Regions from separate parts of the Mus musculus genome. Here region 1 is linked to region 2. Evidence: chromatin loops called from intact Hi-C (ENCODE). Cell type or tissue: left cerebral cortex. All regions are shown on one strand.

What was found. Hi-C counts contacts between places; a loop is a spot of excess contacts. Peaks named below come from ENCODE experiments on the same cell type or tissue, not always from the same donor. Only the 100,000 strongest peaks of a DNase experiment are listed, where the experiment ranks them.
Region 1: it touches region 2 in a loop (8-fold over the local background); 34 of 42 quality-filtered maps call a loop at or near these places.

What each region holds. Positions count from the first base shown.
Region 1 is chr5:73,378,609-73,381,108 of GRCm38, forward strand. It overlaps Gm34583 (a long non-coding RNA gene), which reads left to right. Exons shown (of 8, transcript XR_377017.2): 5 at 1-111; 6 at 956-1,154. Among named protein-coding and RNA genes, the nearest start is that of Gm34583, 8.9 kb to the left of the region's middle. In left cerebral cortex, a CTCF peak has its summit at 1,518 (motif pointing left); DNase peaks (open chromatin) are centred at 1,513, 1,841 and 2,447; H3K4me3 peaks cover 313 bases; H3K27ac peaks cover 487 bases.
Region 2 is chr5:73,132,934-73,135,433 of GRCm38, forward strand. It overlaps Fryl (FRY like transcription coactivator), which reads right to left. Exons shown (of 63, transcript NM_028194.2): 6 at 313-452. Among named protein-coding and RNA genes, the nearest start is that of 1700071G01Rik, 23 kb to the right of the region's middle. In left cerebral cortex, a CTCF peak has its summit at 1,002 (motif pointing right); a DNase peak (open chromatin) is centred at 1,012.

The DNA.
Region 1 (2,500 bases), 250 kb after region 2:
GTCTTCAAGCAATGAAGGAGAAGGTGGACTCTGGGTCCAGGAAGGCTGCAGAACTGTAGACAAAGGCTCAGAAGCTCAAGCAGACATGTGACATGAGAACTCAGGTCACTGGTGGGTCATACAAATGGAGCTATGAGTAAATATTATAACATCTAGTATTTCCATTAGTTTCTTAAACATTCTGGGAAGCACAACACTTTTTGTGACTCATAGTCTACTAAATATTAGAAGACAGCATACATAAATTCATCATTTAGTCAACATGTACTTGTTATTATTTTATTTCATGTGTTTTGGTGTTTTGTCTACATGTATATGTGTGCCCTGAGTGAGTGCCTGGTGCCCTCAGAGACCAGAAGAGGGCATCCATTTCCCTGGAACTGGAATTAAAGATAGTTGTAAGGCACTATGTGGGTGCTGGAAGTTAAACTCAGGTCATCTTGAAGAGTAGTCACTGCTTTTAACCACTGAGCCATCTCTCCAACCCCTAGTCAACAAGTATTAAATGTTGCTTTAGGCTTTGGTAACACAGCAGTAAGTCAGACATGATGTCAGACTTTTGGACATTTGCATTGTAGTAAGGGGAGACAAAGAGGAAAAAAGTAACAGGAATGAATGCTTCAAGAGAAACGAGCAAGGCTAACCACCTTAGTTTAAAACTTCGTTAAAATAATGAACAAGCCAAGACAATGGCCACTTCCTAGTGAGCTACTTCACCAACTGGTCTCCTTACAAATGTTACAAAATGTAAGACTGGGCTTCAAAGCTGCCTTCTCTACAAGAGAATGGGCTTAAAAGGTTTTATTGTATCAGGGTAAGCAATTATTCAGTTCAATATGAAAATGCCCAGGATACTTCAACACAATGCATATTGACACTTAATTTCCAGGGACTACACTAAGAGTCCGAGAGCCTCGGCATCAGTAGGTAAACACAGTTGTTGTTTTCTCTTCAGTGGATCTATGCACAGAATGAGATGCCTAAGATGCAAAGATACAGAAGACACCACCATCCGGCTCTCTCTTCCTTTGACAGAATCTCTCTGTGTAGCCCAGGCTAGCATGAAGCTCCCGATCCACTGCTTCAGCCTCCTAACTACTTTGTCTACTTTGACAATGTTCCACTCCACAAGAGAAAACAAATTCAGAACAAAGGTAAGAAATGATGGTTCTGGTTCTGAGTACTGAGTGCCAAGTACTGAGTGCTGAGTACCCAGAGTGTTGCTTTGCTGAAGTCGAGGGGCCACATTTAAAAAGTAAGGGGAAGTAAGCGCACAGAAGGAACTGATATTTATTGGGAGCAGTGCTCCCTGCATTGGCAGAGATGCTCCATAAATATTCGTTCGATCACTTGTCATCCTTCAGGAAAGGATGTTGTAGCTATTTCACAGGTCAAAGAAGCAAGGCACAGGGAGATTAAATAGTTTTGGGCAGAGTAAGCTACAGATCCACAGGCCCAGTCACTAAGAGGCTCACAGTCTCTCCACTGTCTAGCTGTGGATAAGAGTGCCCCCGTGTGGCCAAAATTTTCAGTCTGAGCAAAGGAACAGAGTGGGCATGTATAGGCAGAGATGAATTTAGGAGCAATAAGGGCTTAGGAGTTCTTAAACTATATCATTGCCAGAACATGGTACACACCCAGAGAATCCACCTACTATCTTAGAGTCAGGGACTGACATCTCTGTCCTGGTTTTAGGAAGAAAAGTGTGATGGGGAGGAAGTTGGGGGTAGGTGGGGTAGTGGGGAGAAAAGGCTGGAAGACCATAAAAGGTATTGCTGTGTGCTAATATAGAGGACCGTGAGGCTGACGTAGGAGACTGGCGGTGGATGCAAGCCAACAGGGTAAGATTGGGGAAGGTGGAAGAAATGTCTCCACCCCTTGCTGATCTCACAGTTGCTGGGTATAGATGATGCAGCTTTGGGGCATGGCATTGCCATCACCAAGACGGGCAAATCACAAAGGGAACGCAGTGAGTGAGTAGAAGAGATTTTGGACTTAGTGGGTGAGGACATCCAAGAGAGCAAGGTACATGACGACGTGCAGGAAAGATGAGCCAAGTAAAGAAGAGACTAGAACAACGCTGTGCTAGACTTTCCAGGCTCTGGGGACAGCTGAGGCTAGAACGATGAGAAAGAGAGAGGAGTGAGCCAGAAGAGGAGAGAGACAAGGGGAAGGGGAGTCTGCCGAGGAAGGATGAAGACAGAGGGAAGCATAGTTGGGAAGGAGAAGCGCTATAAAACCCAGGTAAGAGGGATGAGGCCTAAAGAGGAGGAGGTGGCTAATGGGTTACTCCTGGGAGCCTCCCTGAGACAGGCTTCCTGCAGGGCGGAAGCCGCAGCAAGATCTGAGGATGGGTGATTGGTGGGCGGGAATGAAGGTACTCTCTGTTCTCAGAGAGCTAGACAAGCAGAGGCTAACACAAGGAACAAGTGCCAAGAACCCTCAGTGGTCCAACACCGGCTGCTGTCCCGATCCATTGCTAGAACGGGGAGAAGAGAGT
Region 2 (2,500 bases):
TAATCCATTGGTAGCTTAAAAAAAAAACAACACCAAAAAAAAAAAAAAAAAAAAAAAAAAAAAACTAGACAAAACTAAACAAAAGGACTAACTTTTCTAGATTAAAAACACAACATGGGATAACTTTTTTAATGGGATTATTAAAGTTTAAGCATGAACACCTTCACTCTTACTTACACACATGGGCATAAACTCTATCTACCTTGTCTCTAAATAAAGTAGATAGTGACACAGTCTCGGCTTGATAACACCATCACCCCATCGACCACAAGTGCCCCACGTCCAGGAAAGACAGTTAGATAAGCCACTTACCCCTTAGACTTTGTGCTCGACCTAGGCCTGTACCCGTAGGATTCATCGTCGGTTCCGTTCTGGCGTCGGTACCAGTCAAACAGGGTTCGGAGTAAGGAGGGGAGACAGTGCTCGGCTACGGAGCTCATAGAGCTTACCAACTGAAAGGCAAGATGGCCGGGTGTGATACGCGTAACAGCGGCAGACAGCAACCTCCCGCTCCACGAGCCACCCCATGGAAATGCAGAGAGGAGAACGTCCTCGATAAAAATCGTGTCTGAGGGCCAGAGGATGAGCCAACGCTTTAGCCATGTAATGAAATAAAATCAGCTGGGGCTTTAGTCGCAACTAGACATCATCCCAAATCCATTCACTTTAGTTAGTAGCTTGTGATCTTCAGGCACACACATGCCACTTGTGTGTGTAAACATCAAGTCTGTCTACTACACCCCTGATTACACTCATGGCTATCTCTAAAGAACAGTGAGCTACGTGGGTGGACCTCTGTTTGTTTGTTTTCATAAGCATCTTCGCGTCATCCCCACTCCCGCCCTGTCATCTTGCCGATGCTTCTATGAACAAGACCCCAGAATGTTAACAAGTTTCTGACAGGTGAGAGTCCCTGGAGTCAAAGACTACATCGTGTGAGGACGGAGGGAAAGGCTCCATCCTGCCATGTTCCTCTGTGAAACAGGAGAACTGCAGTTACTCTACTATCCACAAGATGGAGCCATGTCGAAAACAAACTTCTAGTGACACAGGGATGGCATAATGAAGTGAAGGGTGGCAAACTCTTAAGATGGGGTGTGTCCTTGATGCTGTCTGAATCCACTGGTTTGCATCCGCAATGCCCCTGATGGCTTGTGTGTCTGGCTGGTGCTGGTATTGGAGATTTCGAGAAGTGGAGCTCCTGGCAGGAAGCTGGGGGACAAGTCCCTTGAAGGGAATGTTGGGAGTCTAGGTCCTTCCTGTTTCTCTCTTTACTTATTAGCCATAGCAAACTACTACCAGCAGGTACTGCGCATCCACAGGCGGGTCGCAGTGGGGTCAAGTGACCATGAACTATAACCTCTTGCACCATGAACCAACAAACCTTTCTTCCCCCCGAGTTAATTATCTCAGGTACTTTGTCACAGCAACAGAAAGCTAACACCAAACTCAAGATAAATAGCAATATGATTCCTTTGTTGAATAAACCCGACTTTCCTACACTAGCTATAATGAGTAGCCCCATGGTCATCTATCATCAAGGATTCCAAGAAAATGTCCTCTCTCCCAGGCCATGTCTCTATCTGATACAGCCCACTGCCTCTAAGATTAAAACAGCATAGAGTCAATGCTCCATGGAACTTCGTTGATTTACCTAAAACTCGCAGGCTACAGAATTGTCAAGGGCTTTGTTCAGTTCTGTGACCACGGGAAGTATCTTTTAATGAAGATAAACTGGTAACTCCAGAAATCAAATTCATTCTGTGCTGTCTCGTGCTCTTTATAAACTTCAAAATTAAGTTTATCCAGGAAAAGAAAATATTAATTCCACGGTTTTTGCTTCATTATTCAGGCCTTGTAGGCATCTTCGTGATTTCTAATGTCTTTGGCCACAATTTATTATTGATTACTCTAATTGGACATGCTTTGTCACATTGGAAATTCAAAACAAGATCCTAATTGAATTGCTCAATGTGTTTATAAATTACACTTTAGGAAAATGAACAGTGTGTCTCAAACATAACTTCACTTAGGATCTAGGAAAGAAGAATAAAACATTGTCCGCTCTGATAAACACGTAATAAATCAATTCATACAACACAATGCGTTTTTCTGTGAGCAAACCATCTAGCACCCACTTGCAGTTTTAAATGACCGCTTACATTTAAAAGAAAAAAAAAAAAAAGAAAAAAAGAAAATTTCCTGAGACCAGCATTGAGTCAGAGTTCGTCCCTGATTGTACGCTCACGGATGAAGCCAGATGCTACGGGTCTCATTACTTCTGTAGTGGAGATCCCCTAGAAGACCTGAGTAACCCACTGCTACCTTCCTGCCTGTGGTTTCTTGGTAGAGCAGTGTCTACCCACTGGGCGCGTGCAGAATGCTGGATCCTAGACAGTGGGTTGTAAACGCTGGTGGCTCTATTGAAGAACTCTCTCGTGGTGATGAAGATTTAGGGAAACTAGTCAGATCCAGCAGCTCGGGCTCTGATGAGCCAGGA